Linked DNA regions of Mus musculus: regions 1 and 2 are each linked to region 3. The links are chromatin loops, found by intact Hi-C in ENCODE. Cell type or tissue: heart. All regions are shown on one strand. Region 1 holds the start of Bend7 (BEN domain containing 7). Region 2 holds the start of Prpf18 (pre-mRNA processing factor 18). Region 3 holds the start of Sephs1 (selenophosphate synthetase 1).

The links. Hi-C counts contacts between places; a loop is a spot of excess contacts. Peaks named below come from ENCODE experiments on the same cell type or tissue, not always from the same donor. Only the 100,000 strongest peaks of a DNase experiment are listed, where the experiment ranks them.
Region 1: it touches region 3 in a loop (2.5-fold over the local background); 5 of 42 quality-filtered maps call a loop at or near these places.
Region 2: a loop joins it to region 3, with 3.0 times the contacts of the local background. A loop is called at or near these places in 6 of 42 quality-filtered maps.

What each region holds. Positions count from the first base shown.
Region 1 is chr2:4,715,211-4,719,210 of GRCm38, forward strand. Bend7 (BEN domain containing 7) reads left to right here and starts at 2,621. Exons shown (of 9, transcript NM_178663.4): 1 at 2,621-3,082. The coding sequence starts at 3,022. In heart, a CTCF peak has its summit at 2,485 (motif pointing right); DNase peaks (open chromatin) are centred at 2,611, 2,771 and 3,161; H3K4me3 peaks cover 2,352 bases; H3K27ac peaks cover 1,146 bases; H3K27me3 peaks cover 2,203 bases.
Region 2 is chr2:4,649,953-4,653,952 of GRCm38, forward strand. Prpf18 (pre-mRNA processing factor 18) reads right to left here and starts at 2,183. Exons shown (of 10, transcript NM_026045.4): 1 at 1,964-2,183. The coding sequence starts at 2,029. In heart, a CTCF peak has its summit at 2,268 (motif pointing left); a DNase peak (open chromatin) is centred at 2,129; H3K4me3 peaks cover 1,364 bases; H3K27ac peaks cover 768 bases.
Region 3 is chr2:4,879,619-4,883,618 of GRCm38, forward strand. It overlaps Sephs1 (selenophosphate synthetase 1), which reads left to right and starts at 1,946. Exons shown (of 9, transcript NM_175400.6): 1 at 1,946-2,242. In heart, no CTCF peak of the experiment used is centred here; DNase peaks (open chromatin) are centred at 2,253 and 2,403; H3K4me3 peaks cover 3,078 bases; H3K27ac peaks cover 3,118 bases.

The DNA.
Region 1 (4,000 bases), 160 kb before region 3:
GACCTTGAATGACTGGATATGGAGATGAGGTCCTAATCGACAGTAATTAAGGTTAAAAGAAGCCAAAAGGGCAGGCTCTTGTCCATAAATTGTGTAGTCTTATAAGAGGAACTGGAGGTTGGAGGTCAGTGTGCGGGGGAACCAGCTCAGCAACTGAGAGCACTTGTTGCTCATGCAGAAGACCCAAGTTTGCTTCCCAGCACCCACCCCACGTGGAGGCTCACAGCCATTGCATATCCAGTTCTGATCTAATGCCCTCTTCTGACTTCTGTGAGCACCAGGCACACACATGGTGCTCATACACACATTCGGGTGAAACACATAAACATAAACTAATAAAATAATAAATCTAAAACATTTTTAAATACCAATTGTGAATGCTCAGGCAACAGGCAGCAGTTTACAAGCAAGGGAAAGATCCCTCCCTCCCCAGAGACAGACTGTATCAGACCTTGATCTTGGACTCCTTGCAGTGATAGGAAAGCAAATTTCTTAAGTCAGGCAGTCTGTGATATTTTGCTAAGTTAACCTACACAACCTATTACAGATACATACCCAGTCAAGGCAATTCCAGCTTGATATTACTTAATACTAACTGTAGATCCATAAATTTGTTGGATAAAGCCACAGTGGTGTGTACCAAGTAGAAAGTAAATAAAACTAGTTGATATCCCCTAGAAAGCAATAGAACAGGCTGTTTCATAGTCTTTACACACCATGAGTGGATACTCATGGACCATCTTTGAAGAGCTCAGTCAAAAGGGCAAAGACATAGTTACTATTAATTTTAGGTAGTCTCTTAAAATATCCCCTTAACTACATAGAGGATATTCCCTTCAGCAGGTAGAAGTCACATTCCTGCTTGAACTTAAAGTGAATGATATCTTTCCTAGGGATGTACTTCTTGGGGTGATACCTTCAATGATTTCATCATAGTTTAAGCACAATAAAAGCTTACTTTATGCTCCAAGGCGAGACTACTCTGCATTATTCAATTAGCGTAGTACTCAGCCTGTGACTATTGGAATAAAATTTGACAAGGGATCTCTCTCTCTCTCCCTCCCTCTATCTCTATCTCTATCTCTCACGGCCCCAGAATGGGGTGTAGAATGTTTTCTTACTTTAGAAACATCCCAGACACCTTCAGGTTTATAAAATTCTGGTTTTGAATGGAGGTGGGGGAAGAAACAAGTGGGATTATTGCCCAAACCACTATCATACTGAACCCTTCACTGCATCTTTTAACTCTAAAGAGATCAAAGAACTTCACCAAATACAATTTCATTTCTTCCATACACTTTTCTGGGAAAAGGACTCAGCCTCTAACATAATCTCAAAGAAGTAGGAAAAAAAAAATGAATCCCCTCTTAAAGTGATTTGCTTTAGAGCTGGATGAAGCGCTTGGTCTCCCTGCGGCCAGCCGGGTGTCCACACTGCCGGGTGTCCACACCCGTGTCTATCCACACCCGTGTCTATCCTGTTGTCTCCAGCTGGCTTGCTGCTCACCGGTTCTTTGGTTTTATTTCCCAGGCATGTTTGCACTGCTTGCTCCTTGGTAGTCACCCTGCTTCTAACGTCAAGGTTCTATCAGAGTGGCTTTTGAACGGCTGTCCATTTGAGTGCAACTAACCTCAATCATTCATCAAGACAGCCCACCCCAGCCCCCTCCCCCCTTTTCTCTGCATTCTTTGGAGCAACCTGACCTTCCTAAGGTGTTGGAGCAGCAGCCCATCCCTTCTTCCCCTTTGTACTTTGGTCTAGAAACCGTAGATTTGGAGGCCGTACTTTTAAGCGTGTCAGATCATGTTTCCACACTACCATTCCCAGGTGATGTAAAAAATCTTTTCTATTCCCACTTAAAACATGTGGTAAGAAATGGCGCCTACAGTAAGTGCACACTTGGCTCCCCAGAGAAAAAGATTACATAAAACTCCCAATGGCCATTGGCGGACGGCAATTATTTTGGTATTTCTGCGTCAAGTGGCAGAGTCTATGCACCTGCTATGACCACTGTTTCCCTAAGAGCCTGCACCCCCTTGCACTCCTCACCTCTAGTATTCCTCTCCCCAAAACACCATTCCAAGCACCCCCTTTGCATATAACTTCCCCTACAGTCCCCAGGGTGGGGATAAGAATTGATGTTCGCTCCATCCCATAGTCTTCTCAGCAGTACATGCTCAAATTTCTCTCTGTTTGCTCCAAGAGCGCGGATGGGTAAGTTCTTCACCCCCTCTTAAAAGTTGCCTAAAATCCGCGTCTGGCCCTGGCACCGCCCGCCTCTCAGACAGAGCGAGGGCTGGCCGCCAAGGAGCCACGATCCCTGGCTTATTTCTAAAGGCAGGTTCGCCTCCGGGAGCCGCAGAGGGAGGCCGGGCAGAGCGCGGCGTCCGTCCGGGGGGGCAGCTCCACGGGCCCGGGCCGCTCCGGACGCTGAACCGCGCGGCCTCCGGCCCATGCCGGGTCGCCGCACGGCCGAGTCCAGCAGTGGCGGCGGCCCCCGGGGGATGGCGGCGGCCGGGCTCCGCCAGCAGGTGGTCCCGGGGTCCCGGCGGCGCCGCCCCCTTCGACGGCGCGGCCCCTACTCCCGCGGGGGAGGTCAGCGCCCCGGCCGCCGCTCCGCACCCGCCGCCGCCGCCCTCCCTCGGCTCGCCGCGTCCCCCGGGCCGCGTCCGCAGGCTGAGCCCAGGCGGGCCGCGGCGAGCACCCCACAGCTCCGCGCCCCAGCCCGGCCCCGCTCCCAACGGAAAGTTGGGCTGCGGCGGGCTGCGTTCGGGAAAGAGCGAGGCGGCATGAAGGGGCACCGAGGGGTCGCCTAAGACACCGGGGAGGCGGAGCCGCGCGCGGGGACAACTTCGCCCCGGGCGCGCAACCCCCGGCCGGGCTCGCGGTGGTTCCTCCCGTCCCTCGGCCTCCCCCGCCGATCGCGACGCGGACCTTGGTCCCGGCGGCTCCGCGGCGGTGACACGAGCCCGCCTCAGCCGCCGCCTCAGTCTCCTGCCGCGCCGCCACCTTGCCCGCACCATGGAGTTCTCGGAGAGGAAAAGAAGCAGGAAATCCCAGAGCTTCAAACTGGTGAGCCGAGGTAAGCTGCCGGCCCGGGGACAGCGGCGGGAAGCCGGCGCCGCGCTCCGCGCACTCGGCCCCGCGCGCCCCGGCCGCCCGCGGGCTCCACGCCGGGGGCGCGCCCGCCCCGACCCCCTCGTCCCCGCCCGAACCCGGGCCCCCCGCGGGCCGCACACGCCCCGCCGCGGGGAAAGTTGTGCCTGAGGGGGACCCACCGGGTGTTATTGAAGGTAAACAAGTCGGAGGGCACGTCAGGAAATTAGCAAACAATGACACCGGGGAGCCGAGCCCACTCTGGGGTGCCGCCGCCACGGCGGCCGCTGGGCTGGGGTGGCTGAGGGTTTGCCTGGCCGGCAGGCCGAGAATAGACTGGGATTTGTTTTTGTTTTCGTTTTTTTTTTCCTTCCCCCACGCAAAGAGAAGGAGGAGAGAAAAAGATGATCATTGTTCTTTTTAAGAAGAATCAGCTCATTAGGGAATCGAAGCTCAAGGCAGAAATTGTTGACATACAGCATCTTTTCCAGTTGAGTGATTTGGGTGGAAAGGTAGTTTTAAGATTATCTCGTATACCAGTCAGACAAGTGTCGCATCACAAGAAATAAAGAAAAATCCAGCTTGGTCCTGCCGACTAACAGGTGTACAGCACACTCTTTATAGGCGTTTATTTTGTCCGGGGAGGAGAAAGTTGAGTAGTATCTCCTCTGGGTTCTGTTTCTTGTTCGAGTCCATCTTCCTGATTTGAGTCTTTAAAAAATGGTGCCAACTCGGACAAGAAACACCTGTCAAAATGTATCACCTTAATAATCGAGAATGGTGATACCCCCCCCCCAACCTCCCCAGAGGTAATGGTACAAGTTCTAATATGAGCCCACACTCTTTAAATATCTTTGCATTAACTTGGGTCAAAGCCAAATCAGAGAAGCGCTCCACTTTCCCT
Region 2 (4,000 bases), 230 kb before region 3:
CCACAGGGAGAACCTTGGAGACCAGCTGCAATCCCATGGTTCCCTAGTCCCTGCAGCTCTGGGCATTCAGCAGTGTCTTGTACAGGACAGGAGGAGACCAAGCACCAATAGTTGGCTGAGGCCATCCTGGCTGGGCCCACCAGCACCTAACAGGCTATATAGAGAACAAAGGAGTAACTGGCTAATATTATCCTGGCTGGGGCTACGCAGGTCCAGGTCTACCAGCATCTGACATGCTATACTGGGAGAGGAAGGGACTTGCAGTCAGCACTAGAGTGAGAAGATGACTGGGAACCAGAGCAGAGGTCAGTCAGAAGTTGAGGCCTTCGGTCAACATGCTGGGCCTGGGAGAGTATTTCTGGGTATAGCTGAAATAGTGTGTAGGGTTCCAGTGCCTAACTGTAATAGAGGCCTCACCACTGGCTCTGTGCTGCTGGAGACATGAACACACACACACACACACACACACACACAATAGAGGCCTCACCACTGGCTCTGTGCTGCTGGAGACATGAACACACACACACACACACACACACACAAACACAAACACACACACACCATTCCTCAGATTCCATCTGGAGGATTGTGACCTTTCCCAAACTTTGTCTCCTAGAGCTTTAACTAGCATCTCTGTTCATCTCTCTGGTTCCTCACCATCCCCATGCAAACCCTATGTAGTTGTTTCTAATCTATACTGATTGTCTTGTCATTGACAAGCCCAAGGGTCCCTGCCATGCTCTCCCCCAATCCATAAATATAAACACACACACACACACACACAGAGCTTTTATTCCTCAAAAGGCACTATTATTGATATCCAGAAAACATACTTATCAAAGAAGATGGTGGGATACATAAAGGAGTCCAGAGAATTAATAACGAACGTAATTTAAAGTATGGAGAATAACTAACCTAATTTAAAGTCCGGAGAACTAATAACTAGCCTAATTTAAGTTTGCAAGCAGTTTTAACACTTCACAAAAAAATATGTAAGTATCTAAAAAAAAAAAAGTCACACATGAATTACTTAAATTATCAAGAAGATGAGATTTAGAACCATACAGAAACCTCTCCACCAAAAAGACAGGCAACATAAACCGCGGGCAACAGTGCAGACTAGCCAGCCTCTGACATAGCTCATAGATGTGCAACATTTTGAATGACTTAGGCATGCATGTACTCTGTAACCCTGCGGTTCCAAAGGGATAGGGCTCAGAATCTGCTCAACCAATTCTGAGAAACAGCTCAAACACTCATCCCTAGGAGAATGGGTAACCAGATCTACTCAGACAACAGAATACAATTTCAGAAAATTAATACATACATACATACACACACACACACACACACACACATACATACACACACACAGCAAAGTAATACCCCGAACATTCTAATCAAACGAAGCTCCATATGAAAATGTACATCCTATTGATGTGACATTCTAGAGCAGGCAAAACTGAGGTATAAATAAGTTGCTTCGGTGGGTAATCCACGCAGGGACTGGAAAGTGGACATTGCTATTTTATCTCCTCATGGAGAATGGGTTACACAGGTGTTTGCACTTGTCAAAAGTCACTGACTAATAAACAAGATTTTTACACACACGCACACAAAGAGGAACAAACTCTGCACTCTATGGCGTGTGCCAGATCGCTTAGGAATAAAGCCGACTAACTCTGCAACATGCTTTGGAATTGACAATGACTAGTATGCTGTTTTATCACTCTGCCTGCGGCGGATACTGGTTAGGACAGCAAGCGCCGCCGAAGTGAGCCAGACTAGGCTTGACATCCATACTCTGCCCCTTGCTAAGCCCTGGGCCAGCAGCTTGCCCGGGACAGTGGCGGATCTGTCAGCCCCGTGCCCGCCCCAGACCCTCTCAGGACCATCACCCTCCCGCCAACACCGCAAGCACAGTCCACCACCCTCAAGCCCGAACCACAGCTCCGGGACTCACCACCAGCAGGTTCCTGTCCTCCACCAGCTGCCGCTTCCGCAGAATCTCGGATTTCAGGATGTCCATCTCGCTCCCAGGGTCTAAGTGTCTTCACTTTGACTCCCCAGCTCCTCGGCGGTAACCTCACCCGCCAGGGGAGGGGGAAGAGGACAAACCACGAAGCAACCAGAGCCCAATTATCGGAAAACAACAACTGCCGGAGCCGCTTCCGGCGGAAATCAGGATGAACGAAAGGAAGGTAGGGAGCGCCCCTCGGCGCGAACGCGGCCAAAACCGCTGAGTATTGTTGCCCCCTAGCGGAACCCTCCAGATACACACTTGTGATTTCAGTAACAGGTAGAAAAGAACAAAAGGCCGGGCAAAGGTAGCACAGGCCTTTAATCCCAGCACTTGGGAGGCAGAGGCAGGCAGATTTCTGAGTTGTCTCAAAAAAAAAAAAAAAACAACTGTTTGTCTCTTTAAATGGTTATTGTGCCCGATTGAACCAGCTTGTATACTCCTAAAGTTTGCTTCATAGTTCCTCAATTTACTTATTTGCCAAGAGTGCTAACATACTAGAGAATGAGAAATACATAAATAATACAAGTTTTAAAATGGCAGTGTTTATTAATTGCCTATTCAACACCCTGTAAATTTATTGTGTTTTCTGGTTATGCAATCAGCAATGAAGATTTTCAATGATGATTGGGAATATAATCATTCTTTCTTATAACCTAGCCCAAGAAAAAATATGTTGAAATTCTACTTTGATTTGTTTTTATTTTTATTGTGATTCAGGCACTCACTGTGTTGCCTGGGCAGGTCTCAAACTCTTGCTATCAAAGTAATCCTCCTGCCCCAACCGCAGAGTGGACCTCCATACTTGGCAGAGTTTTGGTTTTGTTTTGTTTTTTTTAATCTTAGAACCATTTATAACATATCTATTCTTGGTTCCATGCCATGAAAGCATCTTTGTTTTTAGTTGTCATAATTCAACAATATTTTATGTTACATTTTTCTATTCTAGAAGTAGTGAAATAACATTCAATTCAAACTCAAGTGTAGGTAAGATGGTTTATCAAAATAAAAACTGAAAGGATTGCTCATTAGAAAGTTTTATACTGGGGCTGGTGAGATGGCTCAGCGGTTAAGAGCACTGACTGCTCTTCTAAAGGTCCTGAGTTCAAATCCCAGCAACCACATGGTGGCTCACAACCATCTGTAATGAGATCTGATGCCCTCTTCTGGGGTGTCTGAAGACAACTACAGTGTACTTACATATAATAAATAAACAAATTTAAAAAAGAAAAGAAAGTTTTATACTGTGTGTGTGTGTCTGTGTGTGAAATAGGATATTTCATCTAAAAGATATCTGAGGACCAAAAAGATGGCTGAACAGCTAAAAATAGTTGCTGCCAAGACTGATGACCTGAGTGCAGTCCCTGGGAACCCACATGGTGGAAAGAAAAAGTAGATTCTCAAAGTCATCCTCTAACCACAACCACACCACCACATACACACACGTATACACACGCACGTTCACAACCACACCACCACATACACACACGTATACACACGCACGTTCACAACCACACCACCACATACACACACGTATACACACGCACGTTCACAACCACACCACCACATACACACACGTATACACACGCACGTTCACAACCACACCACCACATACACACACGTATACACACGCACGTTCACAACCACACCACCACATACACACACGTATACGCACACACGTTCACACATGCAACTGAAGAATAAATGACTAAATGTGGTAACTTTTTTAAAAAGTAAAAGATGCCTAACTTCTGTCCTTGGATGAAGCATGCTGACATTCTTATGTGAATAGTTGTTACCAGGGTCAAACCATTTACCCACATCCTTCTGATTTAGGAACTAGAGATGATGACCCCCAAACCTGAAGTGTTGGCATAGCTTATACAGTTCACAGAGAACCAGATGGGACACTATCAGGGTAAACTCAGAAAAGGCTATCTCCTCTTCAATTCCCATCTTTGACTTCTATGTTTATGCAAA
Region 3 (4,000 bases):
ATGCGGATGACACACAGATTTGCATCTCAAAATTCCAAACTGCTTTCCCAGTTACCTGGAGTACTCAGCAGGCACAGAACTTAGCATCTTGAAGGTTGAAGTTATTGCAAAACTTGTTAGCTTCCCAGCAGTTCCAGTATCAGAAGTGTCAATCACTGGTCATTCAGTCCCCAAAATTAAAACTGGGGGACCTGGCCGGGCAGTGGTGGTGCACGCCTTTAATCCCAGCACTCGGGAGGCAGAGGCAGGCGGATTTCTGAGTTCGAGGCCTGCCTGGTCTACAGAGTGAGTTCCAGGACAGCCAGGGCTACACAGAGAAACCCTGTCTCTAAAAACCAAACAACAACAACAACAACAACAACAAAAAAAAAAAAAAAAAAAAAAAAACCCTGGGGGATCTGATACTTACCCCTCTCTTCAGTGCACATTAAATCACACCAAACCCTTCCCTTCTGCTGCTCCCCAATGCTTCCAGTTCAAGTACACATGCAGGCTTAGTACAGCTTCATTAAAACAATAACCCCTAACCCAGGGTATTATTCCTCCATCACCACTGAGAAAGAGCATCCTTCAACATTAACAAAGAGCTAAGTCTCCTTGGAGGGACACACAAATCTAGACATGGGGTCCTGCTGTGTCATCCACTTTTTTTTTTTCTCATTGTGAAATCTTTTGAAAAAAAAAATCACTTTTTTTTTTAACTAAGTGAGGAACAAAAAAAAGTTACATTGTTTAAAATGCAAAATCAAATTTAAAAGGCAGAACCGGACAAATGTAACTGTATAACCCTTTCCCTCTGGCTTTGGAGTCCTGGTGTGGTATCTGGTGAGGCTGTGTTTGTGTCTTCTGACCATTCAGAAGAAACTCCACGTTCATCAACGATAAATCGATGTCCGAAGTCTGATGCTAAGGAGCCCAGGTGCTACTGTATTCTCCCAAATGTATTGTGGAGAAAAGACACAAAGGCAGGAGATGCCTGTGTCCATCTCGCCACACTTTGCACCCTAGATCCCACTCCTAAGAAACAGGCAAATGGCAATTTCAGGAATGAAAAGGACATCTGCGGGGTGTACGAACCTAAAGACAGCCAAAAGATACAACAGTTCTGCTTCTAAATAATCGGGAAAATGCGAACCTATTCCTAACCAAGTTTGCTCTGCTCAGCTTTCCAGAGAAGTCCTTCGAAGGGACACGCTCTGCACCAGCAATGCAGTACGAAGTCGGAAATCTGAAGTTACTTCAAGTGAAACCGCATTACCAATGTCAATTCAAGCACACAGGATTAGTCTGCCATGTTTACTTGGACATGAGAAGAACAAATGGTATAACCCGGACAACATAAACTCTCCCTCCCCAAAATGCAGATCAAAGATTCAAGAAACTTCACAGAGCATTTGCATATTTCACTGGGACTCCAAAGAAATGCGGAGCTACGCTCAAACAATAGAATGAAGAAAAGATGGGAGTCACTGAGAATGGAGCGCGGGGTTAAGTTGGGTTTTCAAATGTCTCACTGGGGGCGACCTTGGCTCCTACACTCTGCACATTGTTCCCATGGGCACAGTCTCACTGCAGCAGAGATTCGGGAGCAGGTATTGCATCCCGTGGGTGATGCGGGGATCGCACCCAGCCAGGTTGTGCAAAAAACAAAAACACTCTGTTCCCTTCTCGCGGGACAGAGATGCGAAAGTAGGTGGCCCCCATCACTCAAGGTTGCTGCCAGTGCTGCTCGCAACTTTTGAAATCAATCTACCCCCCCCCCTTTTTTTTCCTTTCTTTTTTCTTTTGCATCATGCAACGGATGCCACCGTTCCTGGGGTTTGCAACCCCCCACCCCCTCCCCCGAGACCAATCATTGCCGCGCTCGGGCCTCTGCACAGCGCCCCCGCCCCCTTCCCGGGCCGCACGCAGCCACCACCGCCGCTGCCACCGCCACCAGCAACCCGGAGGCGCTCCGGCCACCGGCCCGCCGCCTTAAAGGGAGGTGGCCGCTCTTAAAGGGACCCTCACGCGCCCGGCCGGCGGGAGCGCGGCGGCCCGGTTCCCGGAGGGCCGCGCCCAGCCTAGGCCGAGCTCCACGCGGCGTCCGAGCGCCCGGCGGTGCCGCCGCCACCGGGAGCAGCATTTTTTTTTTTTTTTTTTTTAAATTCAGGCGACGCTTAAGGGAGCCCAGCGCGCCCGGTGCATTGTGGGAGCGCCGCGGCCCGTTTTCGGGAGGAGGCGGAGGGCGCAAAGCGAGCCGGTAAGCGGCGGGCCTGGCGAGGGGGGGCGAGGCAGCAGGCTTAAAGGGGAATAGCGGGCCGCAGGCCCGGCGCGGCCGTTGCAAATCCCCCTCCGGGCCGCCCGGGACCGCCGGGGAGCCGTGCACCGGGGCCCTTCGCGCGCCCTGCCTGGAGAGGGGGCCGAGCCCAGGCTTTGGTGGGGCCGCTTTAAAAAAGAAGCGCCGCCCGCGCCGCTGCCTCCTCCGCCGTCGCCGCCGCGGCACGCGGGGCCGGGGTTGGGAGGGAGGAGCGGAGGGGGAGGGCGGCGGCGGCCACGCAGGGGTTAATCTTTTCGCCCGCCGACATTTTTGTGTGGCGGCGCGGACGGCGAGCCCGCGCGCGCGCGCGCTCTGCCTTAGCCGCCCAGTGTCCTGGCGCCGAGCCGCGGGCCTCCCCGCCCCCACTCGGCCCTCGGGTCCCTCCGGTCCCCGCCGGCGACGGTCTCCGCGGCAGCGGCGACGCGGGGCCTGCGGTGCAGCATGGCCCTGCCGGTGGCCTGCCCGCGGCAGCCGCGCGGCGCGGTACAAAGAACGCGGCCCGCGCCCGCCGTGCCTTTAAAGGCGGCAGCCTGAGACTTAAGGTGTCCCCTGAGTGGCATCCTCCGCGCCCGGCCCCATGGAGGGCGCGGGGTCCCGGCGCGCACGCCGCGGCGCCCGGGCCTGTGAGCACGCGCGGGGCCTGGGGGCTGGCGGGGAGGTAGGTGTGCTGCCCCACCGCACCCCGCTGCCCGAGCCCGCCTCCCGCGGGAGCGAAGGGGTTAAACGCGGGCTTTAAATATTCATGTCATTGTTTTAAAGGTGTAAACATGTGGCTTCCAGGTCGGACGCACTCCCTCTACCCAAAGCACACCCCAAATTCCATCCTTTTCAAATAGCTGGAGTTTCCTTTGAGGCCAAACCGTGTGACTTAGGTCTCCTTGCACTTGGGAGTTTTTTAACTGCTGAGTTTTCTTGATGTAAGGCGTTTTTAAACTTTCCTAACCAGAAAGTGTAGGGAAAATAAGGTAAAAGAAAGGTGCTCTTCGGAGTCTCTCTCCTGCCTTTTGGTTGAGGCCGTGAGGATTGGAGGTAGGAAAATAGATTCTTTATAAAGGGAAGTCTTCCCGTTTTGTACCAGGTAGAGGTGAGGCAGGCATTTTTTGCAAAATGAATGTGATTTTCCAAACCTTTCTTCGAAGGTGAATTTTAATTCGCACTCTTTCCAAACTGTTAAATGGCTTCAGAATGCCCATTTCGGAAACTTGCTTGGCTCACACTGCTCTGTAGAGAAGTTTGGTTTCTATGAACGATGAGCGAAATCCGTGTCGGTAGTTTCCCGCTGAAATCATTGCTCATGTCATGTTTGTGATGATGGTTTGGATTGCCGAATTTGGGCTTTGTGAAATTTAGTTTAAATGAGTGATGTACTTCCTGGGGGATGGAAAACTATATAAATGGGAATTATGTTTTCAATCATAAATTTTATGGGAGAAACCGACCCTAAAACTTAGGGTGTCTGTAATCCTATGCCCAATAAAGCATCAGTCAGAAAGTGTGTAAACCCCGGGAGCACTTAACTGGGTTTTGAATTAGATGCAACCGGAAGAGCTGGTGCGGAAATGCAGTGCGTGGTACCCAGTGCCAGACGACTAGTGATCTCATGAGATACTGTTTCTTTTTGTAATGAACTAGCGAGTTTTGTCAATGGTGTGTGTACTGGTTTGTTAGGCAGGATGTTTGCTTTCTAGGAATGTTAAAAAA